Linked DNA regions of Homo sapiens: regions 1, 2, 4, 5, 6 and 7 are each linked to region 3. Evidence: chromatin loops called from intact Hi-C (ENCODE). Cell type or tissue: heart right ventricle. All regions are shown on one strand.

Region 1 (4,000 bases), 96 kb after region 3:
CATCTACAGGAGCTGGGCCGGGCACAAGAGAGGACTCCATCTCTCCTGCCTGACAGGAGAGGACTCCACCTGACCAGCCCTCTCAGGCTGGGAGTGCCTCGGGGAGCCTGCTGTGAGGCAGGGGGAGGGGTGCGGAGAGACCGGGCACAGCTTGCCAGTTGACTGCACCAGGCCCAGAGCAGGTGCTGAAAGGTCTGGTCTTTTGTCTGCACCCTCCCGTGTTTGTGAGGAAGGGGTGGCAGGGGGTCTGCAGTCTTAAGGGCCAAGCAGAAAAGAAGGGCCAAGGCAGGCACCCACCAGGCAGGAAGCAGGTGTGCCCTGAGGGGAAGGACAGGCCATCGCAGGGCTGGGTTGCACCCAAGACTTCTGCCAGGAAGAGCACTGAGGAGTCGGGACACACAGGTCCTCCCCAGGTCAGCCACCGACACTTGGGATGTGCTGGGCTTGTTTCCACCTCTGCAAAGCAGGGCCCCCTTCTGGGCCCTCATATCAGGCACTCTGACATGGGGTACAGTCCTGGCAGGTCATGGGGCTGGGGCCACAGGGAGAGCGGGCAGGTGGCTTAGAGCCATCGGGGTGATGAGTGGCAAGCCCCGGCATGAGGGCTGCAGAGGACTGTCACTGCCCACGCTGGAGCCAGGGCTCCACTCCCCTCAGGGCCTGCTTTCACATCTACGCCGATCATCCCCAAGGCCGGGTTGCTAGCGGGTTGCTGTTTGTCCTGACACCCAGAAGCAGATATGGGGTGAACATCTTGAGTGGGGTGGGGTGAGTTGGAGGATGATGACCAGTGACTCGGAGATCACTTCCTCCGTATGTTTCTTCTGCCTTTGCAGGACCTCTGTTAGGATAAACTGGAGCCTTGTGAGGTCCCTGCCCCATTGGAGAAGTTGGGGAGCACCCAGGGTGACCCAGTTGGTTTCCAGGGACCCTTCCCCTGCTCACTGGCTGCTTGTCCTGGGCCTGGCATGTCTTGCTCCTGATGCAGCTCAGCTGGCCTCAGAGCAAACAATGAGGGCCAGAGGCCACCAGGTGCATCCTGGGCAGGAACAAAGGGCCGGAATCCTGGAGCTGGGGAGGCCCAGCTGGCCCCGCCGCCGCCGGGCCTGAGGATCTGGAGCCTGGATGGAAGGAAGGGTGGGCGCCCACAGCCTTTTCAAAGCCTGCCTGGGGCTGGGCAGGGAAACCAACGCCTGGAGCCAGAAGCTGGGGCCTGCCAGGGGCCTCCCCGTGCCCACCAAAGGGCAGTGGTTGCAATTGGAGAGCTTCTGCCCCTCAGCCTTGTTGCTCCCTTGGGCCTGGGGGTGGGGGAGGCGGGCAGCCCAGGCACCTGCACAGGGACCTCCCCCAGCCCCACAGCCTTGGTATCTGAGGACAGCACTCAGCTGAGGTGGGTACGGGGCTGGCAAGGGGGCAGCAAGGCCAAGACTGAGGAGGTGGCCTTAAGGCACGTGGTGCCGAGAACACAGGCCCCTCCCTGGAGAAGACAAGCTGGCTTGTGGGGCAGGCAGTTTGGGGACAGCCCTGCCAGGTGCCGTTCCCCATCCCTGAACTGGACAGCTTGGCCTGTGCCGTCTCTGGGCAATGGCAGCGCTGGAGACCTGGGCCAAAGCACCTGACAGATGACACAGGACCGCGGGGCTCTCTGCCTCTGAAGGGCCAGGGAGGAGCCCAGTAGGGGAAGGGTGGGGGCCTGGCCTGAGCCGGCCCATCACAGCCTCCTTGGCACTGGCTCCTCATGGGTGGCTGTGGGGACTGTGGAGCTGGCTCTGGGGCTGGAGCCACTCCAGGCCCTGCCTGACCACCCCCTGGCCTCAGGACACAGTTCCACCGGCGCCACTGCTGAGGAATGGAGGAACTGCCCCTTGAGCCCTAGAGGTGAATGTTAAGGGCTTTGGCACTGTGACCCTGAGGACCAGCTTTGGAACAAAGCCATCACTCCCTGCGTGAGGACGTTGCGGCTGCAACCCTCCTGCTGTGGGACTGGGGTGCACATGGCTAGACCATGCATGGGAAGGTCCACGCAGGAAGGTTGCGGGCCCCAGGATGGGAATGGCAGAGGAGTCATTGGGGTCCACACTGGGGGACGAGACAGACCCTCAGAATCGGCTGAGGGCTGGTTTCTGCCTCGTGAGCCCCCTGAGCCCCTCAGGAAGACTCAGGACGCTCCGTGCATGTTTGCTGAGTAAGGGCTTGAATGAATCTGGGTCCAGCAGGTGTGGGCGGGAGGGGTTTGTCCCCACTAGAGGAGAGGTTTTACCTCGTGGAGAGCCCCAGAAGCAAGGATGGGGGGGCCAAGGATGGGGCCAAGGGAGGGCCCCATGGCCGTCAGCATCCCTCACCCCTACCTTGTGGTTTGACTTAACCTCCAGGAGGGGGCAGGGCAGACACAAGATACTCATTTTACAGGTGAGGATATGGGTCCTGGAAGGTCTGCAGGGAAGCCCCTGCCGCTGGTCCCAGGGCGGTGTCCCCACCTGGAGGGGGAGCTCCTCCACTGAGGAAAGCCAGGGCCATGGGAGAAGGCGAGCTCCTTTGAATAGAGGGTCAGCAAAGGCCAGGATGACAGAGAGGGGGGCACCAGGGCCAGGTCTCCTTGGAAAGACCTGGGGACAGCGCCCCAAGAGTCTCATGTGGGTCTCGCCCTTCGGAGTTTAACTCAAGCTGTCTAGGTCCCCACACATCCCAGGGTTTCCTCCTCCACCTTGGACATTAGGGAACACAAGGACCAGGAGAGCCGGGCTAGTTGAATGGGAACGGGGGCCCAGGCTTCGATCCCAGGAATAAGCCAGGGAGGCTGCCAGATGCTCAAGGCTGCATCTGGGTAAGCAATGGTCACTGCCATGGGCCCCATGCTTCTCCTAACACACTGGCCAGGTGCCTGTGTGCCCATTTCCCACCCACCCTCTCCTCCCTGCAGTGAGTGGTAGCTGCTGTGATAGAGGTCATGCCCCCATTCTGCCTTCAGCCTTAGGGTCCAGCCTGGCCCTGGGCAAGCCCCTCCACCCTGGGCCTCTAGCCAGGACCCCACTGGTCCCCAGAGGTTCTAGAATGCAAGGATTCCCAAAAGCCTTTGGCCACCAATGCCCCGGCTGTCTGACATAGCCTGTCCTGTCGTGAACAGTTGGGATTAGTCCACATCCCTCCAGATGCAAGGGTAGAAGGCGGGTCCCCTTGGACAGCTTGGAGGGCTGGACATGAAGTTGTTCCCAGTTGGAAGTCTCCAGAAAATAGGCGAGTGGGGCGGGGGGATGGGGGGGGAATTCCCAGCCTCAGGCTCTAAAATTCCCAGTTAGTCTGTGGTGCAGACAGGACTCCCTGCCTCCTTGTTCAGGGAAGTAGGGGAGGATCAAGGCCACACTGGGCACCAGGAGCTGGAAGAACAAGAGGGTCTCTGGCCCAGAGTCTGGGATGGGGAGAGGCAGAGGGGGCATTGGAAATTGGGGACACATCTTTGAACTGAGATAACAGCTGTTGCCAAGACCAGCACCTGGGCCAGGCTAAGGAAGGGCAGGGCTAAAGGTGGGGGAGCTAAGGGTCAGGCAGGGCCTTGAACGCCGTGTTCAGGAGGCTGGCCTTTATCCCTCAGGACCTGGGGAGCCATGGAAAGATCTGAGGAGCAGGCATTGGGCACAGCTGGACACTGGGGAACGGGTGACACAGGGGCATGGATCCAGCCCAACTCTGATAAGGAACAGCAGAGTTCCACAGGACCATAGTGGCAGAGGCAGCAGTGAGGACTTCTTTTTTATTTATTTGTTTGTTTGAGACAGAGTCTAGCTCTGTCCCCCAGGCTGCAGTGCAGTGGCGTGATCTCAGCTCACTGCAACCTCCGCCTCCCGGGTTCAAGCGATTCTCCTGCCTCAGCCTCCCGAGTAGCTGGGACTACAGGCGCATGCCACCACGCCCGGCTAAATTTTGTACTTTTTTAGTAGAGACAGGGTTTTACCTTGTTAGCCAGGATGGTCTCAATCTCCTGACCTCGTGGTCCGCCCACCTC
Region 2 (4,000 bases), 110 kb after region 3:
CACAGGCAGGTACCCAGGGCTGCCAGGGAAGCCTTGCCAAACAGAGGCCCTGGTCAGGCTTCTCCCAAACTGGGCATCCCAGCTGGCATGGCACCAGTCCAGCCCGTGAGGCAGGCGCCGATGATTTGACCCCACCAGCAGGGCTCTGGGTGATGGGACTGGGGAGTCCTCCTTCACTTTGGCAGACGTGTTATGTTCCACCTTGTTTGCCCCCAGCAAGGCCCTTGAATCTGGAGCGTGGTCTGGGGCTGCATCAGCCTTCTAGCCTGGGATGGTCAGATTGGCAGAAGGCTGTGGCATCCTTCAATGCAGATGCCCTAGAGAGGGCCGTGGTGGGAGGCAGGATCCCTGGGTAGAGGCGGCTCCTCAGTGGCCCACTGGGCCTCACTGGACAGTCGCCTGTTGCTGCTGCTGGTGGTGCTGGGCCTGGGAGTCCACCTTGGAGCCACAGGCCAGGCACCTGGGTGGGAGGCAGCCCGGGGCCAGCACCAGCTCCACTTGTACCTGTTGGGCAGGGGCTATCGTGAGTCAGGTGGGCCCTGGTGAGTACTGCTCAGGGAGAGAGGCCAAGAGCATCAGGGATAACTGTGTTCCTTGAGTGTGGCCAGGGATGGTGCCAGGAGAGCTGGTCTGGTGCATCCCTGCCAACGACACACTTTGTGAATGGCTGCCTGGCAAGTGCTCCATGGAAAGCAGGGGCTTGGGAGGACTCGGCCCTCTCCAGCTGCTGCAGGCCCTCCGTTGCTGCAGGGTTTCTGGCTCTGCTCTCTCCTTCCTCCTCCTGCTTCTGTGTCAATGCTCCATTCCCAGGCTCCTAGTAGGGGCAAAAGGGCCTGCTGGGTGCAGGAGAACCTCCAGTCCCAGGTATGGCTGCAGCCCGTGCCAATCCTGTTCCAGCCACTTGAGGTGCCGACAGCATTGGAGTTGGAGGGAAAGTTGGGGTCTGTGTGTTTGAGCTCTGTCACATGGACAATGGGGTAGAGGGGAGCCTGGCCCTTTGAACAGGGCTCAGGACCAGGAGTGACTTCCTCTCCAGGTTGCCAGTCCTGCTCCATCCCTCATGTCCTGGAAGAGAGAGAGAGACGAGGTGGCTGCCCGAGTCCACGTGAAAGGCAGCCTCTGACCTCTTGTCCCCAGGCAGGTGGTGGCGGCTGGCAACACACTCATAGGGCCCCATGAGGGTTCAGGATTGGAGGGGGTAGATTTGGGGGCCTCTTAGCTCTCAAAGAGGGGCAATTTAACGGGCAGAGGTCCATTTGGATCCAGACCATTCACAGGCTCGAAGGGGACACTGGGAGTTGGGGCTGGGCTCAGGCCTGCTGGGGAACCAAAACTTCTGCTTCTGAGGGGTGTCAGTAATTCCATTTTGACTCTGGGGGAGCCATTTTAAATCTGTTTATTTCCTTCTCATAGAATCATGGGTGAGAGCTGGCATGGCCCCTAGAGGTCATTTGGGGTCCAGCTGCCTCACCGTATCAATGAGGAAACTGAGGCCCAGAAAAGAAAAGCATTTTTGCCCAGAGTCCCTCAGTGAGTCCTGGTTCCGTACCTGCTTTCTGCCAGGGACCAAACTCCCGTTAGTCATTCCTGGTGTCAGCCAGGCAGAGGAGCAGGTGGGGGAGAGGGCGTGGGAGGAGGGAGGTGAGGCAGCTCCCTCCGAGTGGAAGCTCACAGTCAGCTGCAGCGCCGCCCCTGCCCTGACTGCAGCTGACTGGCAGGGGCACCTGGAGGCAGCGGGTTCGGGCGCAGTATGAGAGGGCTTACCCTCTGCGGCAGTGGGAGACAGGACCAGGCAGCTCCCCACATCCTTCCACATCCGAGCTCCAGGGGTCTCTGGCTTGTCCTTTCACAGGGCGGCTGGTGTCCCTTAGGTGGGTGCTGGTAGTTCCTGGGAGAGTTGACGGGATGGAGCAGGCCAGGGGGGCTGAGAAGTTGGCCTGGCGAGAGAAGGTGGGTGGGACTGGGAGAGCCTGGGCAGGGAGGGGCCTTTCTGGGAGGGAGTGTCATGGGGCTGGCCGAGATCCAGGACCCAGGAGACTGGCCAAGCTGCCACAGGAGGCCTGAGAGGCTGAGCATGGGGGGGCCAACACTGACAGACTTTAACAAGTTTCTGGCTCCCCCAGGAAAAAAACAGACCACATCTGATCCTTGGCCCTGAGTCCAGAGTGGGAGGCACCGTGACAACAATGCGCAGAGCAGGGAATGCAGGGAGCCATGGATAGTGCTGGGGTGAGCTGGAGTCCTGGCAGGGGCCCAGCTAGGGCAGTACTCATTCTGCAGAGCCTGGGAGAAGGGGCTGCCTCCTTGGGAGGGGTTTGTGTGGGAGTCTCAGCGGGAATTCTATTGGACCAGGGGAACCAGCCTTGCTCAGTGACTTCTCTGGGTGTCCTCCTCTAAAGTGAGGGTCAAATTCCCACCTCTCTCGCCTCCTGGCTATGACCACAGCAGACCAGGCAGGGCATGGGGCTAGGCGGGGTCAGGGGCCATCCTCAGGCTGACACCTGGCCTGTGGGTAGGGTGGGATCTGAAACTATAGGGTCTTCAGGGGGCCAAGTGTGGGGTAAGGGGTGGCACTTTCCGCAGGGCTCGCCCTCTGCAGATGGTTCAGCTTCTCATCGGCTGTCCCTTTGCAGGTGCCTCAGGAACCCTGAAGCTGGGCTGAGCCATGATGCTGCTGCCAGAACCCCTGCAGAGGGCCTGGTTTCAGGAGACTCAGAGTCCTCTGTGAAAAAGCCCTTGGAGAGCGCCCCAGCAGGGCTGCACTTGGCTCCTGTGAGGAAGGGGCTCAGGGGTCTGGGCCCCTCCGCCTGGGCCGGGCTGGGAGCCAGGCGGGCGGCTGGGCTGCAGCAATGGACCGTGAGCTGGCCCAGCCCGCGTCCGTGCTGAGCCTGCCTGTCGTCTGTGGCCATGCCCATCATGGGCTCCTCGGTGTACATCACGGTGGAGCTGGCCATTGCTGTGCTGGCCATCCTGGGCAATGTGCTGGTGTGCTGGGCCGTGTGGCTCAACAGCAACCTGCAGAACGTCACCAACTACTTTGTGGTGTCACTGGCGGCGGCCGACATCGCAGTGGGTGTGCTCGCCATCCCCTTTGCCATCACCATCAGCACCGGGTTCTGCGCTGCCTGCCACGGCTGCCTCTTCATTGCCTGCTTCGTCCTGGTCCTCACGCAGAGCTCCATCTTCAGTCTCCTGGCCATCGCCATTGACCGCTACATTGCCATCCGCATCCCGCTCCGGTGAGCAGGGCCGGGGTTACATCTGTGCAAAGGCTGTTGGTGCCCAGGCTTTGGTCTGTGCCCGGAGCCAGGGTGAGCCTGGGATCAGGGCCTGGTCTGCAGTGTCAGCATGGTGAGCTGGCGACGGGGCCCCAGGCTCAGCAGGGGCTCCCCAGGGCCAGCACGTGGCCAGCAGTCATGCCGAACTGACTGACCCCTATGGGCGCAGGGCAGCCTGGCCCTCCCAGGCGGCCTGGGTTCCCCTAGGCTGCCTGAGGCCAACTGTGCTCTGCTTTTTGGCAGATGAGTGTGGCCAGGGTCTGGCATTGGGCTTAGCAGGGAGCTGTGGTCCCAGTGACCCACGTGCTGCCAGCGGGTGTGTCTGGGCCATTCCTCACACACAAGCAAAACTTCCCGGATGATGCTGGGGTGGAGTGGGGAGCCAGGGGAAACCATAGGACCTCAGAGTTAGGAGCCGCCCGCCACCTGCCTTCCCCCAGATCCTCTGGGCCAGCCTTGCAGTGTGCACATTAGGAAAATGACCCAGAGAGGGGAAGTGACTTGGTTGAATGCCACAGTGAGTCACTTGGACCTATATGCAAATTCTGTTGCTCCTCAAGTCACCAAGGACTCATCGTCTTAGAGGCAGCCAGTGTGCTCAGGGGCTGGCTGTTGGAGGGGATTTTTATGGTGAATCTTTTGTGAAGTGACTTCAGCCAAGTAATTGTGCAAATGAAGATTTTCCCAGAGGCTGAATTACTCGGCATGGATTCCACCTACCC
Region 3 (4,000 bases):
CTGATATTTTTAAAACTTGGGAATGGTTTCCTTTTATTGGAATAGTGTGAAAAGTATTCTTAAGATAATGTCACTTTCTCTCACTTGTATTTTGTTTCTGTTTTCCTGCCTGTGAGAGGATATGGCTGGTATTACAGCTAAAACCAGAATTTGTCCCTAGTTCTGAGTATTCCTATGGAGCGGGTCATGAAATTTTACCTCCCCCCGCCTCATCTCGAATCTGTTTTGGTGTAATAGGTGGAGAGTCAGTATTCCAGTCTGTAGCATCAGCAGTGCATGTTTCCTCTTATCTTGCTATAGTAATAGTTTTTCAAATAGAGATCTGTTGATAGTTAAAAAATATTTTTGGCATATAGAGGCTCCTGTTTCTCAGAGGCCTGTGATTTATTGCTGGCAGGGACCTTAGCAATTATCAGTCCAGACCCTTGTTGTACATGCCTCCAGCATAATAGTGAGGACTCAGTTGGAACTGCTACCCAGGGCCACTGGCATTCTGGCCAGGGATCTATCTATACCCCATGTGGTTGCTGATGAACTGTTTATTTCCATGAGTTATTCTAGTTATACTAGTTATTCTAGCTTACATTTTATTTATTTGTTATTTTAGTGCAATGATTTTAAAATAAATTTTCATATATCTTTGGCTAAAATTTGAGTAATTTAGATTTTAGGGTGTTTTTAGTGATCACTTTTAAAGTTACAGTTTAGGAGATTTGTATTAGTTCTTGGCACATACATGTTGAGAGGCTACTGTGAACTAATACTTTTGTAAAAACACTATTTGAGAATTGTTTTCCCTTTTTCAGTTTGATACTGGAACCGTCACAAATATGACATCATTTTTGTTAGGACAACATGTTAATCATTAAACAAACGTACATGCTTTCAGTCCAAAGTTAGGAGAAACGAAAATTTCCAAAGTTTCCTTGTAAATAATCAGGTTAAGTTCAATGATACATCAATATAATTTCAGTCAGTGTTACAGCAACAGTTTAAGTGTATTAGATAAAATCTTACCATGGAGTGCTTTTTCATACTTTTTAACAGTTATTACACAGGTTGTTTTAGTTTATCCATAGTGCCTCATACTTAGCTCCCCTTGGAAACTGTGTGTACCTCAATTCTGGAACGTACCTTAGAACAACTCTTAACTTTTCTAAATCTGCATCGTCAATTTTACGTAGGTAGAGGATGAATACCGAGCCTTCCAAGAAGAAGCTAAGAAACAAATTGAAGATTTGAATATGACGTTAGAAAAATTAAGATCAGACCTGGATGAAAAAGAAACAGAAAGGAGTGACATGAAAGAAACCATCTTTGAACTTGAAGATGAAGTAGAACAACATCGTGCTGTGAAACTTCATGACAACCTCATTATTTCTGATCTAGAGAGTAAGTGATAAGAACTTTTCATTCTTTTTTGTCCTACTCTTTTAAACATGCGGGGATAATTTGCATTTAGTAATAAAATAGGGCTGGGCACGGTGGCTCATGCCTGTAATTCCAGCACTTTGGGAGTTCAAAACCGAACCAGGCTGGGCACAGTGGCTCACACCTGTAATCCCAGCACCTTGGGAGGCCAAGGCAGGCAGATCACTTGAGTTGAGGAGTTTGAGACCAGCCTGGCCAACATGGTAAAACCCCGTATCTACTAAAAATACAAAAATTAGCTGGGTGTGGTGCCAGGTGCCTGTAATCCCAGCTACTTGGAAGGCTGAGGTGGGAGGATCGCTTGAACCCAGGAGACGGAGGCTGCAGTGAGCTGAGATTGTGCCAGTGCAGTCAAGCCTGGGTGACAGAGTGAGACTTTATTTCAAAACAGAAAAGAAAAAGTCACAGATTGATCCTGTGTCCATGGTAACTGCCTGGCAATATCAGCATGATTGATGGAGATATAACCAGAGCGAGAATGGATTATTTTTTGTCAGAGAATAATGGGGTTCATAATCAATAATGGGACTCAAAAGTTATGAACCCATTATTAAATGAGTAGGGCAGTGCCCAGAGTTGTTCAGAACAAAGTTGGTCTAATAACATTGAGAACAGCAGTTTGCCTGATCTCTAGAATAAAAATAACATTGTAAAAATTGAGTTATAATTTGTAATTTAAAAATAGGAAGATCATAGTAGTAGTTCTTTTCCTTGGTCGACTTGAATGTTGCTTTTGAGTTGAAGACAGTAGATGGCAGTGTCCCTCACAGTAGGAACACTGAAGAGGAAGGAAACTGCTGTTAGAGGTTCGAGAGTTGAAGAGTAATGCTGCTTTCTTGTGTGACCACAAATCGTGCTAGATGGCAGTTTTGCAAACTAGTCTTCACAACAAGAACTTAAGCACAAATTCCTTTGTTTCCAGGAAAAAAAAATACATTCCATTTCAGAGTAAAAACGTAGTCATGACTGTAGAGATTGTAAAGTTTAAATCAAATCCCTACAGACACTTTTAGTGCATTTTATTCTGTCTGAGTATTTCCACTGGCTGCCACTTTCCCTTTTACTTAAATGGATTTATTTATTTATTTATTTATTTATTTATTTATTTATTTATAAGAGGTGACAGTAATAAAAATGTAGTGCCGGGGGCAGAAAAACACCTTTTAAAGAACAGTGATTATGTGAATTCTGTGGCCATGAATGAAAAAAGGTCAATAAAGAGAAAAAGAGCAAAGGAATGAATGCAACTTGAGAATTTATGATCAGTCTAAGATGACCAGGTAGCTTAAAATGTCACCTGAGAATCAAAATGCCAAATGTTAAAAGTGAGCTGTCCTGAGATTTGCTGTCATTTGTCATGTGTGTATTATGTTTAACAGTAAGTAGATGTGTCATGTCCTTTGTGACAAGAAAAAGAAAACAATTTTCAGCAAATTTCAAGAGAAATTACACTCCTAACATTTTTTGTTTGCTTGCCTGTTTTTTGCTGTTTGTTTGCTTTTTTGGGATGGAGTTTCATTCTTGGTGCCCAGGCTAGAGTGCAGTGGTACCATCTTGGCTCACTGCAACCTCTGCCCCCCGGGTTCAAGCGATTCTCCTGCTTCAGCCTCCTGTGTAGCTGGAATTACAGGCGCCCACTACCACACCCGGCTAATTTTTTATTTTTAGTAGAGACAGGGTTTCACCACGTTGGCCAGGCTGGTCTCGAACTCCTGACCTCAGGTGATCAGCAGATATTACAGGCCTGTGCCACCACGCCTGACCGCCTGTTTTGATTATGAAATATTTCTTGCATATAAATTGATACAATGTAAATGAAAGGTGTAACTCCCAGTGTTTTCAACATTAGAAATTTTTCAGCTTCTGTCCTTACTCCTCGTCTTATGTCCAAAACCCTGAATTTGTCTATGTGTGAGGTCGCAAGGAACCAAGTTCCCTTGCTGATTCCAGAGCCATCCTTGCCTCCAGAGATAAGGATCAGGGCATTAGACTCGTCTACTCAGCTTGGTGTCTGCTTTACCCAAACCAGATTAGATGGCCTGTTTGACTCTTCGTTTGCAGGTTGAGTCTGAAGTACCTTATGTGTGAGACAGGCTTTAAAGTTTAATCTTTTGCTTATGAAGTCATCTACCCTTGTTGTCTCAACACAAGACTAGCCTTTCTGTCTCTAAGAGGATGAAGATTATATCTTTCCTTTCCTTTACATCTTAAGCACTTAGAAAAAAGCCTGGTACAAAGTTGGTACATATGACACATTTATCAAATTAAAGAGTAAATTTTGAACCTTTTTATTTCACAGGACCTGACTTTGTTACACAGTTTTGGGGCAGTGAATGAGAGCAAGTTAACTACTGCCTACCAGAATTGCCCCTGCCGCCAACGTTTTATCCCATTTATTTCTGATCCAGCTTTAGAAAATACAGCATTATTATTTATTTGTAATAATTATTATTCCACATATAATTGTTGTAAATATTCTAGGCTCTATGTTGTTAAAGTGAATTCATGCCATTTAAAAATACCAGAACACTGGCTGGGTGCAGTGGCTCATGCTTGTAATCCTAGCACT
Region 4 (4,000 bases), 78 kb after region 3:
TTGCTTGAATTAAGATCCAAATAGGGTTCTCACATTGTGTTTGGAAGTATGTCTCTTTTAGGTCTCTTTCAGTTCATAAATCTTTTTTTCTTTCAGTTTCTTTTTGAAGGAACGGGATTGATTGTGCATCCTACAGAGTGACCCACAGTTCAGATTCTGTTGGTTCCTTCCCCATCCTGTTGTCCGTGGTGTAAACTGGTAGGCAGAGCTGGAGGGTGGATCTGATTCCAGTTCATGTTTTTGGCAGAAACATCTCAGCTGTGGAGTTCTGTCCATTCGCAGCAGGACTGGCTGCCTCTTTCTGTGATGTCACTGCCTCTGATAACGAGGTCAGTCATTCTGGGTAATTCTGTCACTCCTTCCTTCATTAGGCTTCCTCTTTACAGAGAAACCCCTTTGTCAGCTGTTCAGCTGCCTTGACTATGGTTTGGTCTGGAAAGTTCTATCAGGTGCTTGTTCCTCTCCCTTGATTTTCCAGCACTCAGGTTCACGAGTGGTTTCCAAGCCAGGCTGGGTGTGCCTTTGTAGATATCACCATAAACTCACCGATGTCACATTTTAGATGTACCACCCCATTGTACTTAACACCTAACTTCAGTTTTTCAAATGGTGAGCCTTCCTGTTGGCTGTGGATTCAGATCACCTGGGTACCTTTAAAGAACATTATGCCCTGACTCGTTCACACCACGTGAATGAATGTCTCTGGGGTGGGGCAAGCGTAGGAAAACCCGAAAAATCTTTGCAGTGATTCTAGCGCACAGTGAGGATTGAGGGTCCGTATTAGATCAAGAGCAAAGACATGCAGGGCTTATCTCCAGAGGCTGCCAGCTCCACCTCGGCCGCCTGCCCTACCTCGGCCGCCTGCCCTGCCTCCTTCTTGCTCCCTCTTTACCATGTAAGTACCAACACCTGGGCTCCATGATGAGCCAGGCAAGACTCTCCCTGAAAATGTACTGCTTCCCCTTCCTTCCCCTTCCTTCCCCTTCCTTCCCCTTCCTTCCCCTTCCCTCCCCTTCCCTTCTCTCCCCTCCCCTGACCTGGAGCAGAGATTGGCCCTGCTTCAGGGAGGAGATAAGCACTGTAGTCCCCAGGGCAGCACCCTTAGATCAGCAGCTAGAGGGCCTGGCCAGGTTACCCCACAGGCACCACCGGCCCCAGGCAGGTGCCCATTCATCACTCCCAGGGCATTCTGTGTTTAACAGCCACTACCCAGAGATATCAATCAACAGTCTCGATGGTTTTTTTACTCTCTTTCAGACATTATATCTTCTCCCACCATACTACACAGAAAAGGAACCTCACTCACCTCACTCAGGCTCCCAAACTCTGCCACAGTATAGGGGGGCATCGTGAGCCAGGGTTTTGTTAGTAACTCACTCTTACCTCATGAGGCTGGGCTGTGATCCCCAGCAGGTTTCATTCTGAGTGCACTGGGTTGCAGCTTAACAGTGTGGTGTCCTTGTGAAGCTGGAGGACCAGTGAGGACCACCTCTGCCTGAAGGTGGACCTGGGGACAGCGCTCTGCACGGCTCAGACAGGCATGAGGAAGTGGATGCTTGCATGTGTCAGCAGAGAGATGAATCAGAGCCCTTGGCTTCTTGCCCTGTGTCCATAAAAGTGGCATTTCCTTAAATAGACCAGAACCTTAATAGCTATTTAAAGAGCATGTGGTATTTGGGAGTATATTTTATGGCCCTTAATTAAACTTCAAACAAATTAAAACATTTAGAGATCTTTTATGACATATTTTTAATCTTTTTTGTGGAGATTTGTATAATCTCTTGGCTTTCACATCCCACCCTAAGGCCACAGACAGAAGGCAGGGTCACATCTACAGTTGGGGTTTCCATCCTTGGTCAAGAAGCAGTGAGTGGAAACCACCCAGCCAGTCCCTTGGAGGGGTGAGGCTGTCAGGAGTCTTTATGAGGGTAGAAAGGACAGCAAATGGCACTGTGAAACAGGCCCTGTCTGTCCCCTGTCACATCTCTTAGTTGACATTTCCTGGATGAAGGATGTGTGCCCTTAGGAGAAAATGGGGCAGAGCTTCTCATTCGAGTCTGTGCAGAGGCCGTTTTGAAAGTTTCTTCTGGCACATGTCATCTCTCTTGTTTTGTCGACCCTAATCCAAACATGGAATTATCTCGTAGAGTAGAAAAGCTCTAAATTGACCTGAAAAAAACTAAGTGCAAAATCTGAATTCATCGGTAAGAAACTTGCATTATAATTAGTAAGTAATATGTTTTCTATGTCTCTATTATTTTAAAAAAGTTAATTTTTTTCTTCTTAGATTGCCACCATTGCCTGTGAATAGTGAACAATAGAAATTCCTTCCGTTAATGTGCATTTTCCCCTCAAATAAGTGTGAGTTTTGGCTTTGAGAATAGCTTACTTTAAAGGGCTCTGCTGGCCTCCATCAGAAGCTGTCTCTGTAGGAATCAGGACATGAGTGCAGAGTGGAAGGCCCTTGGCCCTCCAGCCCCTCCGCTCTTCAGCAAAGTGTAAATGGCCTTCCCTCAGAGGGAAACCCCTGGAAGATAAGGACTTTCCTTATGCACTGAAAACGCCACTTTTACTAAATAGAAATGCTATTTCTAGGCAAGGTCTGTGAAATAAACTCGTAAGAAGGGATATCTGTGAAAGTTGTAACACTATTATGGCTCATCTAATTTCATGCTTTTCTGGCTTCTGAAAATTTCATTTGCGAGGCATACGGCCAGAGTCCCAGCTACTTGAGCAGCTGAGGCAGGAGGAACCCTTCAGCCCAGGAGTTCAAGCCCAGCTTGGGCAACATAGTGAGAGACTCCCTCCCTTTTTTAAAAGCACACAAACCTGATTTGTGGTTGCTCTTCCCTTTATTCGCCATTGCTCCTGTTGCTTCATGGCAACTCATATGTTTCTAACTGCAGGAGATTGGAAGTCCTTGTGGCCTCTCCACATCACTGCTGCATTGACCACTCTGTCCTGTTTTAAACACACTCTTCCTTTGCCTTCTGGTTTCTTTCCCCCAACCCCCAGCCCTTCCCTGTGTTCCATTAAAGGCTGTTCTCCTCAGCATGGCCATTACTTGTTGGAGTGCTGAGGGGCTGGATCCGAGGCCTCCTTCTTGCTTATGGCCCACTGTGACCATCCCTAGGGGATCCCATACAGGACTCCGATGATGCCGCACTTTCTGTCTCTCCGCACTGCTCTCCTGACTCACGTGTCAGCACCACCAAGCACCTTTGGGTATCTCCAAGGTATCTTGAACTTAAGGTGACAAAAACACACCCCTCATCTGCTCAGTGCCCACCTTCCTCCAGGGAGCTCTGCCTCTGTGAAGGCCACCACCAGCGTCTGGTTCTGCCCACAGAAGCCAAGGCCCATCCGGAGCACTGCATGCGCTCTCCCTCCTCATAGCCAGTCTGTTGCCAAGTCTAGTCTGCTTTAGCTGCCAAGTATCTCTGGAGCCCTACATCTCCCACCCACCACTCCAGCCCAACTTGATACGGACCTCTGCAGCCACTGACCAGCCGGCCTCTGACTGCCCTCCCCCTGCTCCTGGCTGTTCTGACCCCAGTCCAGCCACTCTTCCCTTTAAACCTCCTTGAGCCCTGGCCCATGTCAAGTCCGTGTGTCAGCCCTGTCCAGCAAGATGCCCGCCCACCCATGAAACCCCAGGTGAGGACTCGCTGAGTGTGCAAATGAATCCTCAAAAAGAGCAGCCCATCCCCAGGCCCTCTGCCCTTTCCCACAGGCTGTCCCTAGATGTGTGGCCATGGCCACGTCCACCTGTGGATTCCATGCTGGGGCCACAGATTTTAGGGTGTCACTGTGTCTCCTGCTCTCCAACATGGAGGTTCCCCATTACTGTTAGTGGAAGAACACAACTCCAGGCCCTTCATTTTTCTGTTTGTATGCCAATCCTGATAAGATCTTTGCAGGCCTGCAGAAAACAAATCCACACACTGGTGGCCCCGGCCCTCCTGCTGGGGTGGAAAGCTCTGCCTTGTGGCATCCAAAT
Region 5 (4,000 bases), 200 kb after region 3:
AAGGGGGCCATTTGCAGCAATTTGCTGGGCCTTCAGGCCTGAGATGAGAGACAGGCCTTTTGGGCCTCAGCATTTGGCAGACACTGGGGAGGATGGCATGGACTCCGTGTCCTGGGCCTGCCTCAAGGTGCCTGACCCTCTGTGGAGCCCACAGTGCATCTACACAAGCTCACAGATGTGTTTCTTTGTTCCTTTAAAGCTCACCAGGACTTTGGCTACTTTTATGGCTCGAGCTATGTGGCAGCCCCTGACAGCAGCCGGACTCCTGGGCTGTCCCGTAGCCGGGATGGACTGCTAGTTGCTAAGCTCGACCTAAACCTCTGCCAGCAGGTGAATGATGTCTGGAACTTCAAGGTAGGTCCCCAGGACCCCTGTTGTTGCCTGCTCCTCTGCTTTGGCCCTCATCCTGCTCTCAGGAACTGCTGTTGCGGGGTTGCCCATGGCAGCATGAGGTACCAGCTCCCACCTGAGGGCTCTGTGTGAGCTGAGGGCTGAATCTCTGCCTCCTTGCTGGCTCCCGGGAGGAACAGTTGGGTCAAACAATGTACAAGCAGCAGGCTGCAATAAATTCTCCTCTCATCTGATTTAGATTCTGGGTGCCTTCAGACAAATTAATCTCAATTTCATTTGTCCAGAGAATAGAATGGATTGGCTCCTCTAATCCTTTTTCCTTTCCAGGCATTTGCACTTATCACAAGATAAATATGCATGTCTGGTTCTGCTTGTGGCCAGTCCCTGCAGTCTAGGCCTTGACGATAGCAGGAAATGGGTCATGCAGAGAAATGGAATCTAGGCCTGGCTCTGCCACAGCCTTCCTTCCTTGGTCACCTTAATTAAGCCCCTTGTGCTCCCAAGCCTTAGTACTCCCAGTTGTAAAATACGGGGCTTAACTCGAAGGTCCCATGCTGGCTTTGACACCTAATGCCCTGTGATGTCAGGAGTCAGAGGAATGGAGATGTCTGCCCTCCTGGGATGGGACTCCACCCTAGAAAGGCTCACAGCTTCAGAGTTTGCTGTATTAGTGTCCGAAAGTATTTCCACCAACTCAGCACCCCTTTTTCTTTTTTGGTGGAGTAGGGGGCATGGAGACAAGGTCTTGGCTCTGTCATCTAGGCTGGACCAATGGCACAGCCATAGATCATGGCAGCCTTGACCTCCTGGGCTCAAGCCATCCTCCCACCTCAGCCTCCCGAGTAACTGGGACTATAGGCGTGCACCACCACCACACCCAGCTAATTTTTAAAATTTTTTATAGAGACCGAGTCTCACTATGTTGCCCAGGCTGGTCTTGAACTCCTGGCTTCAAGCAATCCTCGCACCTCGGGCTCCCAAAATACCAGGATTATAGACATAAGCCACTGTGCCCTGCCTCAGCAACCTTTTATAAGCAAATTGTATATGCAAATGTCCATTGTTATAACTGACTTTGCCCGGTGTGACTAAAAGACCACCAGGGCCTCTAATCCACCCAGACATGGGCTTTTGGCCTTGATCCTGTTTTCTGAGCATGGGTTCCTCAGTCTCGGATCCTTGTCAGACAAACAAGGTATTGGGCATGAGAGAGTCTCCTGACCTCTCTCTCCTCTTCCTGGGCAACTAGGATGAATGTAGGATTCCACCCAAATCAGAAGGGAGCCAAGAATGCTGGCCAACTCTTTTTAATAAGTATCCCAGGAGCAGTAAACCAAATGTTTTCTCATTAGACACTTCTTAGAAGCAGAAGCCTTCCCAACTTTGGTAATGGGCCTGAGCTCCTGTCAAGGCTTTTGGGAGTAATCCACCTTGGGAAAGGAGGGAGGGAGGGAGGGTGTGCTGGGTGTGAGCACTGTGGGTGGGCTTTCCAACTCCACCAGCCTCTGTATCCACGATGAGATGCCACATGGAGTAGACAGAACTCCAGGCCCATCCAGGAGCCCCTGGTTCAAATCCCAGCCTTTTCTACAACTGGCTAGTGACCTGGAGCAGGTCACTCCTCTCTGGGCTGTAGGATGCTCTTCTGGGGAGCAACAGGACCACGGGACTCCCCTTCTCCATCCTGCCTCAGCAGACCACACTTTCTGGATAGACAGGTCGAAGGGGTCACAGCAGCCAATGCTGGGCTGTATGAGTCATTGTAGCATCTGTGAACTTTGCCACAGTACTAGAATCAGTGCCAAGAGGTCACTGTCAACGAGCCTTCCTGATGCGTTCCTGCCCCATGACTGCCCTCCAGTGGCAAGAGGTGGTGGCGTGTAAGTGATGGGGATTTATAAAACCAGAACCTCTAAAGTACATCTGTGTTTTGCTTTCAGATGACGGGCAGGTATGAGATGTACGCACGGGAGCTCGCCGAAGCTGTCAAGTCCAACTACAGCCCCACCATCGTGAAAGAGTAGCCGGCTTCAGTGCCTGCCTTGGGGTGAGGAAGACACCTCTGCCCCAGTGGATTAGCAAGTGTGGCAGGCTTAACATGTCCAGGTTCTCCCCAATAACATTGTCCAGGTTGGTTTTAAAATTCCCAGGCAGGGGGAGAGTGGCATGGGGAGTGACTTCTTAATGGGTAAGGGGCTGCTTACTTCTGGGGTATTGGAAATGTTTGGGGACTAGGTAGAGGTGAATGTACTAAATGCCACTGAATTTGTATACTTCAGAATGTTTGTTATGTAAATTTTACCTCAACTAAAAAAAAAAATGCCCAGGTACTGCTTGTGCAGGTGGATTTGAGGTTAGGCAGATGATGCTGTCCATCCCGTACACCAGTGGGAAGAGGGTGAGGGCTGATCCAGAGACCCTGAGCCTACAGCAAGGCTGTGGTGGGTCGGATGGTCTTTGGATGTGTCAGCTTAGCTAGGCCACAGTCACCAGTAATTCAATCAGACACTAATCTAGGTATTTCTGTGAAGGTATTTTGTAGATGTGACAGAAGTCCATTCCCAATTGACTAAGTAAGTGAGATTATCTCAGATAATCTGGGTCAGCCTGACCTGATTAGTCAGAAGGCCTAAAGAACAGAGCTAAGGGTTTCCCTGAGGAAGAAATTCTGCCTGAGGACAGCAGCCCAGTGCTTGGCGAGAGTTCCTGACAGTCTGCCCTTCTGATAGCCTGCCTCACAGAGTTTAGACATGACTAGCCAGCTCCTACAATCACTGAAGTCAATTCCTTGCAATAAATCTCAATATATCCCCTACTGGTTCTGCTTCTCTAGTTGAATCTGACTGATACAGATTTTGGTGCCAAAAGTGGTTCTAGAAAAATAGAATCTTAAAGATGAGTTTTCTGCATTGGTTCTGGATTTTTTTAGAATTCTTCCCTAGTTTGATTGAACTTAAAGGCATCAATGACTCTATTTCCATAGAGTCAGGGTAAAGAGGGTAGTTGGTAGTCCATGGCATGGTGCAGCAATAGTTATTTATGTGCGAGACTAGCCATCAGCCATCAGTTTGTGCCCAGAGTTCCAGCCTGCCCTTTCTGATGGCTTGTCCTGTGGATATCAGACTTGCCTGACCAGATTCCATCATCATAGAAGGTAATTTGTTGCACTAAATCCTTTTATATCTCTATCCATCACCTACTAATTCTGCTAGTTCTGCTAATGTGGTTGAGCTCCATTTTACACATCAGATTACTCACTTCTCTACACCTTGGTTTTTACATCTGTAAAATGGGACTGGGCCAGGTGTGGTGGGGTGGCTTATGCCTGTGATCCCAGCACTTTGGGAAGCCAAGGCAGGTGGATCACTTGAGGTCAGGAGTTCAAGACCAGCCTGGCCAACACGGCGAAACCCCGTCTCTACTAAAAATACAAAAATTAGCTGGGCATGGTGGCGCATGCCTATAATCCCAGCTACTCAGCAGGCTGAGGTATGAGAATTGCTTGAATCTGGGAGGCAAAGGCTGCAGTGAGCTGAGATCACGCCACTGTGCTCCAGCCTGGACAACAGAGTGAGAGCCTATCTCCAAAAAAAAAAAGGGGTGGGGACCATATTCCTGCTTTATGTCAAGACACTGGTAAGAGACAGAC
Region 6 (4,000 bases), 160 kb after region 3:
ATCCAGCTTTTCCTCCTACCCCTCACAATGCACTTTCCAGCCCCTATAAAATCTGTCACTTACAGGCCTGGCACAGTGCCCGGCACATAGCAGGTGCTCAAGAAATGGAAGGTATTATTATCATAATTATGAGAAGAAGCACCATATGACTTATTCATGTTTGACCCCAATGTCTGGTTCGTTTAATATTTGTTTACAAAACTAGGCAATGGGCTGGGCACAGTGGTTTACGCACTTTGGGAGACCAAGGCGGGCAAATCATTTGAGATCAGGAGCTCAAGACCAGCCTGGCAAACATAGTGAAACCCTGTCTCTACTAAAAAAATGGAAATTACTGGGTGTGGTGGCACATGCCTGTAATCCCAGCTACTTGGGAGGCTGAGGCAGGAGAATTGCTGGAACCCGGGAGGCGGAGGTTGCAGTGAGCCGAGATCGCGCCACTGCACTCCCGCCTAGGCGACAAGAGTGAGACTCCGTCTCAAAACAAAAACAAAAACAAAAACAAAACAAAACACATCTAAGCAATTAAGAGAATAAATGTTGAATGGTTGTAAGCCATCTGTAAGACAAACTGTGCAGCTTGCCATGGACTACTGAAACTAACTCTTTCCAGAGTCTGGACAGGACAAGTACATAGTGGGGCTGTGCTGCCCAGATGCATGGCCTGGAAGTCCGGCAAGAAGCTCTTTTTGGCTAGTGACTGCAGAGGCTGAGTATAGAAAAGGGTCGTCAGTGTGTTGCTCCAACACAGGCCAGTATCAGTTTGGCTCCCTAGGTGCAGAATGTGTGGTCAGACCAACTCACTGGGATCAGAGAGAAACATGAGACTGTAAGAGAGGATTCGGATGATGAAGGAATTCCTGATTCTTAGAACTGAAGGCTGTAACTGTTGCACTCACACAGGCACAAAGGTGGGGCTCTGGGGCTCTGGGATTTGGCAATGGCAGTCTAGGAAATAGTCTATGTTAGTCTGGCAAGATGTAGCAGGATATGCCAGTCACAGTGGTGTGCTCCTGTAGTCCCAGCTACTCGGGAGGCTGAGGTGGGAGAACAGCTAGAGTCCCAGCGTTTGAGACCAGCTTGGGTAACACAGCAAGAACCCATTTCAAAACAAACAAACCAAAAAACAACTCACAGAAAAGAGGTAGCAGGACACAAAATTCAGATTCCAGATTCAAGTCTTTGGCAATGCTAAGTTTAAAAGGGGGCTGTGCACTGAGATATCAGAAAGAGACTTGAGTTTAAGGAAACAAGAGATTCAAGATTAGAGCACAAAAGGGTTTTTTTTGTTTTGTTTTGTTTTTTTGAGACAGGTTCTCACTCTGTCACCCAGGCTGGAGTGCAGTGGCACAATCACGGCTCACTGCAGCCTCTACCTCCTGAGCTCAAGTTATCCTCCCACCTTAGCCCCCCAGGTAGCTGGGACTATAGGCACATGTCATGATGTCCAGCTGATTTTTTTTTTTAAAGATGGGGTCTCATTATGTTGCCCAGGCTGGTCTCAAACTCCTGGGCTCAAGAGATCCTCCCACTTTGGCCTCCCAAAGTGCTGGAATTACAGGTGTGAATCACCATGCCCAGCCACAAAAAGGTTTAATGCCCTAAACTAGTTATTAGATTTGGGACATTAATTCAGGCAGGGCTAGCAGCAAGCAAGGTTGAGATCTGAAGTAGGACTCAGATTCTAGGAGTGAGGGCAGAACTAGTCTAGTGTTTAAGGTGGGGCTGAACTTGCCAGTGGTTGAGTTTGTTGCTGGGGCAGAGAACCTGGTAAGTTATTACAATACTGTAAGCCCTCCACAATGAATCATTAGTATACCTTATAGCTTCTCAGAGTACACAATCTACTTAGCTTCAGTATAAAGTATTTTAAGATGCCAATTATCTGCAGATGGTGAAGTATAGAACATAAGTCTGTTTGGCCTAACTTAACAAATACATAATTCTTTCTACACACTTGTTTCGCCCCGGGCTGTGTACCTATTTGACCTCTTAACCCCCATCGATTTTTGTCCCCTTACGATTCTCCAGATACAACCACTTCCAATTTGAAATTGCTCTTTGCAACCATGAGGTAGTTGTTTCATCCCCAGATTCTGGGACCAGAACTCTTTTCACCATTAGGTTCCAGAAACTAGGGTCCAAATACTCTTGCAATAAAGTGTTTCCTTTAAACCAAATCCAACCAAACATACTTTTAAAAAAGTTAATAATAAAATCTTCCCATCATCTGGCTCTTCAGTAAACTCACAGTTACTGACTTTTACTTCATCAAATACCAGGCTGTCTTGTATCGTTCTTTGGCTTATTTATGGTTCTTTGGATTTGACATCCCTAAGGTTTTCTTGGTTCATATTACAGCAATATACAGAAATCACAGACTGTAATTCAACTACCCATCTGATGACTGACTATCTTCTACAACACTCCCACCAAGTGGTCATCTGGACCGTACCTGAACACCCTGAATGAGAACTCATCACTTGCAGAGACTGCCTATTTCATTTTTTTTTATATCACCCAATGAAAATAACTGTATTGGCCTGAAATATCCTCCCTAAGTTTCTTGAGACAGAGTCTTGCTCTGTAGCCCAGGCTGGAGTGCAGTGGCACGATCTCAGCCCACTGCTACTCACTGCTACCTCTGCCTCCCGGGTCCTGGCTCAAGCAATTCTCCCGCCTCAGCCTCCCAAGTAGCTGGGATTACAGGCACATGCCAACATGCCCAGCTAATTTTTGTATTTTTAGTAGTGACGGGGTTTCACCATGTTGGCCAGGTTGGTCTTGAACTCCTGACCTCATGATCTACCCGCCTCGGCCTCCCAAAGTGCTGGGATTACAGGCGTGAGCTAGCACGCCTGGCCTCCTCCCTTAGTTTCTATCCATTGACTCCAGCTCCTCTCCTTAGGGACATGTGGAACAAATAAAAACCTCTTATATGTGGCCCCTTCAGAAATCTGAATGAAGTGACAATATCCTTCCTGAGTTTGTTTGCCTTGTTTTGCTAAATATATGTTCCAAGTGCCTTTAACATTTTGTTGTTGTTGTTGCTGTTAGATCTCTCTTTTCTGCATATTCAAGATGATCTATATGTCGTGTAGCTATCCCAGAGCTAGATTAATTTCAGGTGTGCTCTGGTCAGCACAGAACAGAATGAGATAGTCATCTTCCTTGTGTTCTGCACACTATACTTCTCATAATGCAACCTAAGATTATATCAGCTTTTTTTGGCAGCCACACACACTGTTGACTCACATTGAGCTTCTAGTCAACTCAATACCCCTAATTCAGCCACACGTACTGCTGCTAGGCCCAATGCATACTTCTGCAATTGTTTTAGCGGGGAGGAAGTGGTAAAGAGAAAGATTTATCACATTGATACTTCATGAAATTTGGGGCCCAAAAATTCAACCTGGGATTTTGCATTCCTGTCATACATAAGCCTATGCTTAGTTTGCTATCCTAAATGATTAGACAAACTAGTGATGAGTCATGGACTGGAGTTCAGCTTAGGCTAGTCAGCTTTGCTTTGTTTCATGGTCTCATGCAGCCTTCTCAAAATTACCGATCTTTCAAATGTATGCTATTTATCCCGAGAAGAACTGGTGGAAAGACTATAAATGATTCAATGCAAAGCCATTATCACCACTGAAAAAAACAACGCAAAGATAAGTATCCAGTACATTAAAGATGGTATATTTATAATTTGCCATGGAAGAATTATATCTAAACACCTTCTCCTTGATTAAAAATAGCATCTATAGAGATAATGCTATATAGATTTTCAAAGATATTTCAACTTAGCTTATTCCATTCCTTCAAGAAAGTGGGGAAGGTATCATTATCCTCATTTCTAGTTCAGTTCAGTCCTTATTGTACCCATGGTATTCCAACACAAGTGAGACCCACCCCATGTGATTAAGGCACTCATATCCAGGGTGTTCTCATTTCTAGTCCAGTTCAGTCCTTATGGGACCCATGGTATTCCCACACAAGTGAG
Region 7 (4,000 bases), 180 kb after region 3:
ATCCACAAAGCCATGGGGTGCACAGCCTCTCAAAGGAGGAGACTATAGGCCTTGTGGAGAGTTTGTGCGCTCTGGGTTTTCAGCCTGGTTCCTTTGGTCTGTCTTTGAACAAACGCTTTTGAATGTCTCCTGGGAGCCAGGCATTGTGCCAAGGACAAGCAGACAATGAGGATGCTTTCTTCCTATCCCCAAGGAGCCTGTGGGGTCCTGGGAGTGACAGACAGCAGAGGAAGAGTGGCACACAAAGCAGTGGCACACAATGGCTCCCGAAGGCCAGGGGATGCTGAGTTACCTTGACACTTGGCCCATAGCTGTGAGAGCCTGCAGAGGCCCACAGAGGGGTGACATGTGACATAGATAACACCTCCAGGAAGATTAGGTGGGAGGAGGGAAGTACATTCCTGGCCCAGGGCACAGCACACACCAAAGCACGGGGATTTAAAAGAGCCAGAGAGGCGAGGCATTCCATGATAAGATGCACACAGGATAAGTAGGATAAGTGTGGAACCAGGCTTGCCTCTGAAGGCAGGAGAGTGGGGAGCGGAGTCCCGGGCCAAGGGGGTGGCTGACCTGGGAGATGGGTGTGAACGTGGGCCCTGGACCGGAAGCAGCACCATCCTCATCCCTGCCTCTCAGCAACCCCACAGGTCAGGTGGCAGCCTCCCCATTACCAGGTGAGGAAACTGAGGCAGTGTCCAAGTGTCTGACCCCAGAGCCTCTGCACCTCCAGCTTTTCATGCAGATTTTGGACATCAGGAGATAACCAAATATAGAACCTCCCCACCCTACTCCTCATACCTGCCCAGGTGGGCATTGATTTTTCCATATGCATTAGGATGAGATCCTAAAAATTGCCTTACCAATAGAACTAAATGGATTCTAATCCTTTTTAAATTCTCAGGTCTCTGCCCTTCATAGACGCATAAAGGCTATCGTAGAGGTGGCTGCAATGTGTGGAGTCAACATCATCTGTTTCCAGGAAGCATGGAGTGAGTCTTTTTTATGGTGCTTTCTCTGCTGCCTTCAAACAATTGTGTATTCTCTCCATGTTGCCAAGAGTGTCTGCTGCCTGACTTTTAAAGAATCTCCTTTGTTTCCTCATCCATGGAAAGTTCTCCGTCCACATCACCAGGAACCCCGGCCTCCCTGCTGTTACGCACCGAGCTGTTGTCTGATTCCTTCAGTTTTCCCACATCGTTCTGAATCCATTCGCTCCTCTCCATCTCTCTACCACCACCTGGTCCAAGCCCCTGGCAGCTCACCTCTGGCTTTTGTAATTCCCTCCAGCTGGTCTCCTGTGCCCTCCTGACCAGGACTTCTTTACCTTCAGATCTCAGCCCAGAGCCAGCCCCCCCATCTAAACATCCTGGTAGTATGTACCTTTGTGGTTTTTATTTTTATCAGAGTTTTACATGCTCATGGTTTAGAGTCAGATGGGTGTACAAGGTCTGTTACCAAAAAATAGCTATTATCCCCAGCATCAACACTGAGCTAGTTCCTTTGGAATTTACCTTTGTTAGTGTTGCTACTTCCTAATTTTTTAGTTTTGCATCACCTATTGACTTCCCCCTATGGAAGATGTCAGTGTTAGCCCTTTCTTGCCTCCTCCTGGCCCTTCGACATACATGTGTCCTTGTTCTATCCCCCCAGCCCATTTTGTCAACTTTGATTCCTTTTCTTTTTTTTTAAGACAAGGACTTACTCTGTCACCCAGGCTTAGAGTACAATCACAGCTCACTGCAGCCTTGATCCCAGGCCCAAGCAATCCTCCCACCTCAGCCTCCCAAGTAGCTGGGACCACAGGTGCACACCATCACGCCCAGCTAATTGAAAAAAAAAAGTTTGTAGAGATGGAGATCTCACTATATTGCTAGGCTGAACTTTGATTTCTTTTCCTGAATTATTTTCTGTTTTCCCTAGAGTTTGCTTTGTTTTCTACTTGCCACGCATTCAACCCCAAACTTTCTATCAATTCCTAAATCTCCCTTAATGTGTTTTAGACGCATCAAACAGTCTATCAGTTTCATCTCCTCCAAGGAATCTGCCCCAGAGCCTTGTGACTGCTGTGGTCTGAATCAGGTGCCCCCTCTGCTGGCCACACAGTTATTGTCCTGGGATCCCCCCTCATCATCACCCTGGGGAATCCCTTTGCCTTGCTCTTGTGTTTCTCTGTTCCCACAGCTTCCTCTTTCTTGGTTTATACCCTTATTTTAGTGGAGTGGTGTAGTGGATCCTTATAGATTTATGTTGCCTCGGCATCCATGTTGAATACAAGTTTAACTCTCTCATACCAGCGGCAGGGCTCGGTCACGCTGGACACAGTTTCCAGATCTACACCACACCGAGATGGCTCAAGCCAAGTGGCCAGAGGTAAGAACTTAAGAGGCCTCTCTCCCACCAGCAGACTGGGCTGCCCACTTTCCTGCTGCTTCCTTTAAATGGACCATCCAGGCATTTGGCCATTAACTTAAGGTGACCACATCTTAGTCATTATGTGTACTGCTAGTTGCCCCATACTCTCTCTGACTCTTCATTTCTCCCTCATCTGACCTGGGGACAGAGGACTGCCCTCCTGACTCATGGCACTCTCCTTGCCCAGGATCTGTAAGTAAAAAAATCTTTAAACTTGTTTCCTATTGCGATTGTGTGTTGAATTTGCACCTTCCATGAGAAGAACCAGGGGCTGCCCCAGGCTGGGTTTTCCTTGGGATACCGGTGGAAACACAAAGTTGGGCTCCTAGGGCCAGAGTGGTAGTCAGGCAGGGACAGGTCAGGCAAGAGCTGCCACACAGCATGTGCCAGTATAAACAAGTTTCACGTATGAGGGACCCCCTGGTCACGGGTTGGACAGACAGGCATTAGGCTGTCCACCATGTACAAGATGTATCCTGTGAAAGGCACACTGTAGAGACCACATCCAGCTCCCTTCATTTCCTGTTAGTGCTGGGTTGCCAACCGCTCTGGTACTGGAGCCCCCATTTAGCTAGGGACTCTCAGAACAAGTAGTTCCCTGAGGAAGAACACATCAGAGGTAAACTTTTTGAGGCCTTGCCCATCTGAAAATATGTTCCTTCTACAATTTTCTTGATAGTTTGGTTGAGCATCAAATTTTAGGTTAGAAATCATTTTCCTTCAGAAGTTTGAACACATTGTTCCATTGTCTTCTAGTTTTTTGGGCATTGTTGAGTAGTCCACAGCCATTTTAATTTGTGACCCATTGTCTATGACTTGTTTTTCTCTGGAAGACTGTAGGAGTTTCTCTTTTTCACCAGTACTCTACAATTTCATAATGATATTCCATTGTGTATATCTATTTTAATCCACTCTAGGCACTCAGTGGGTTCTTTTAGTCTAGAAACTTGGGTTCTGAAGCTCTAGGAAATGTTCTTGCATTATTTCATTCATTATTTTCCCCTCTTTTTTTCTCTTTCTAGACAGTCCTACTATTAGGATGTTGGAACCCTGGACTAGTTCCCTAATTTTGTTATGTATTTCCTCCTTTTTTTTTTTTTTTTTTTTTTGATACGTGGTCTTACTCTGTCACTGAGGCTGTAGTGCAGTGGCACAATCACAGCTCACTGCAGCCTTGACCTCCCAGGATCAAGCAATCCTCCCGCCCCAGCCTCCTGAGTAGCTGGGACCATAGATGCATACCACCACACCTGGCTAATTTTCTTGAATTTTTTTTTTTTTTTTTTTTTGTAAAGATGAGATCTGTGTTGCCCAGGCAGGTCTCAAATTCCTGGGCCCAAGCAATTCTCCCACCTTGGACTCCCAAAATGCTGCAACTATAGGCGTGAGCCACAGGGCCCAGTCACCACTTTGTCTTTTTGCTCAATTTTCTGGTGGATTTGATCTGATTTGTCAGTCAGCCCTCCTATTCAACCTTTCATTTCTGCTGTCAAATTTTGAATTTACTAGTGTTCTTTTGGTCTGAAAGTCCCTGTTGTATTACATCCTGTTCTTGCATCATGGTTGCGATATCTTCTCTTACCTCTAA

Evidence for each region. A loop is a pair of places that touch in the nucleus more often than their neighbours do. Peaks named below come from ENCODE experiments on the same cell type or tissue, not always from the same donor. Only the 100,000 strongest peaks of a DNase experiment are listed, where the experiment ranks them.
Region 1: a loop joins it to region 3, with 6 times the contacts of the local background. A loop is called at or near these places in 30 of 110 quality-filtered maps.
Region 2: a loop joins it to region 3, with 2.2 times the contacts of the local background. A loop is called at or near these places in 27 of 110 quality-filtered maps.
Region 4: a loop joins it to region 3, with 2.1 times the contacts of the local background. A loop is called at or near these places in 16 of 110 quality-filtered maps.
Region 5: a loop joins it to region 3, with 13 times the contacts of the local background. A loop is called at or near these places in 84 of 110 quality-filtered maps.
Region 6: a loop joins it to region 3, with 2.6 times the contacts of the local background. A loop is called at or near these places in 11 of 110 quality-filtered maps.
Region 7: it touches region 3 in a loop (7-fold over the local background); 30 of 110 quality-filtered maps call a loop at or near these places.

What each region holds. Positions count from the first base shown.
Region 1 is chr22:24,419,178-24,423,177 of GRCh38, forward strand. All of the region lies in intron 18 of SPECC1L-ADORA2A (SPECC1L-ADORA2A readthrough (NMD candidate)), which reads left to right. Among named protein-coding and RNA genes, the nearest start is that of ADORA2A, 6.4 kb to the right of the region's middle. RefSeq lists enhancers at 1,006-1,615, 2,226-2,835. In heart right ventricle, a CTCF peak has its summit at 2,389 (motif pointing right); a DNase peak (open chromatin) is centred at 1,062; H3K27ac peaks cover 2,497 bases.
Region 2 is chr22:24,430,498-24,434,497 of GRCh38, forward strand. ADORA2A (adenosine A2a receptor) reads left to right here. Exons shown (of 3, transcript NM_000675.6): 2 at 2,634-3,239. The coding sequence starts at 2,908. It overlaps SPECC1L-ADORA2A (SPECC1L-ADORA2A readthrough (NMD candidate)), which reads left to right. Exons shown (of 20, transcript NR_103546.1): 19 at 2,634-3,239. It overlaps ADORA2A-AS1 (ADORA2A antisense RNA 1), which reads right to left. Exons shown (of 7, transcript NR_028484.3): 5 at 1,765-1,937; 6 at 400-1,065. Among named protein-coding and RNA genes, the nearest start is that of ADORA2A, 4.9 kb to the left of the region's middle. RefSeq lists enhancers at 2,900-3,449, 3,870-3,999. In heart right ventricle, no CTCF peak of the experiment used is centred here; a DNase peak (open chromatin) is centred at 2,099; H3K27ac peaks cover 4,000 bases.
Region 3 is chr22:24,323,036-24,327,035 of GRCh38, forward strand. SPECC1L (sperm antigen with calponin homology and coiled-coil domains 1 like) reads left to right here. Exons shown (of 17, transcript NM_015330.6): 6 at 1,185-1,392. SPECC1L-ADORA2A (SPECC1L-ADORA2A readthrough (NMD candidate)) reads left to right here. Exons shown (of 20, transcript NR_103546.1): 6 at 1,185-1,392. Among named protein-coding and RNA genes, the nearest start is that of SPECC1L, 54 kb to the left of the region's middle. In heart right ventricle, CTCF peaks have their summits at 2,185 (motif pointing right) and 2,384; no DNase peak of the experiment used is centred here; H3K27ac peaks cover 1,968 bases.
Region 4 is chr22:24,401,142-24,405,141 of GRCh38, forward strand. The region is part of intron 14 of SPECC1L (sperm antigen with calponin homology and coiled-coil domains 1 like); the gene reads left to right. All of the region lies in intron 15 of SPECC1L-ADORA2A (SPECC1L-ADORA2A readthrough (NMD candidate)), which reads left to right. It overlaps LOC105372960 (a long non-coding RNA gene), which reads right to left and starts at 1,518. Exons shown (of 2, transcript XR_938082.3): 1 at 1,384-1,518. RefSeq lists an enhancer at 296-355. In heart right ventricle, no CTCF peak of the experiment used is centred here; a DNase peak (open chromatin) is centred at 1,560; H3K4me3 peaks cover 747 bases; H3K27ac peaks cover 3,583 bases.
Region 5 is chr22:24,523,420-24,527,419 of GRCh38, forward strand. It overlaps UPB1 (beta-ureidopropionase 1), which reads left to right. Exons shown (of 10, transcript NM_016327.3): 9 at 200-354; 10 at 2,292-4,000. The coding sequence ends at 2,375. Among named protein-coding and RNA genes, the nearest start is that of GUCD1, 30 kb to the right of the region's middle. RefSeq lists an enhancer at 2,320-2,499. In heart right ventricle, a CTCF peak has its summit at 2,215 (motif pointing left); a DNase peak (open chromatin) is centred at 2,202; H3K27ac peaks cover 1,293 bases.
Region 6 is chr22:24,483,363-24,487,362 of GRCh38, forward strand. The region is part of intron 1 of ADORA2A-AS1 (ADORA2A antisense RNA 1); the gene reads right to left. Among named protein-coding and RNA genes, the nearest start is that of ADORA2A-AS1, 9.7 kb to the right of the region's middle. In heart right ventricle, a CTCF peak has its summit at 2,466; no DNase peak of the experiment used is centred here.
Region 7 is chr22:24,501,225-24,505,224 of GRCh38, forward strand. UPB1 (beta-ureidopropionase 1) reads left to right here. Exons shown (of 10, transcript NM_016327.3): 3 at 902-989. Among named protein-coding and RNA genes, the nearest start is that of UPB1, 7.9 kb to the left of the region's middle. RefSeq lists an enhancer at 2,163-2,432. In heart right ventricle, a CTCF peak has its summit at 2,082 (motif pointing left); a DNase peak (open chromatin) is centred at 2,097.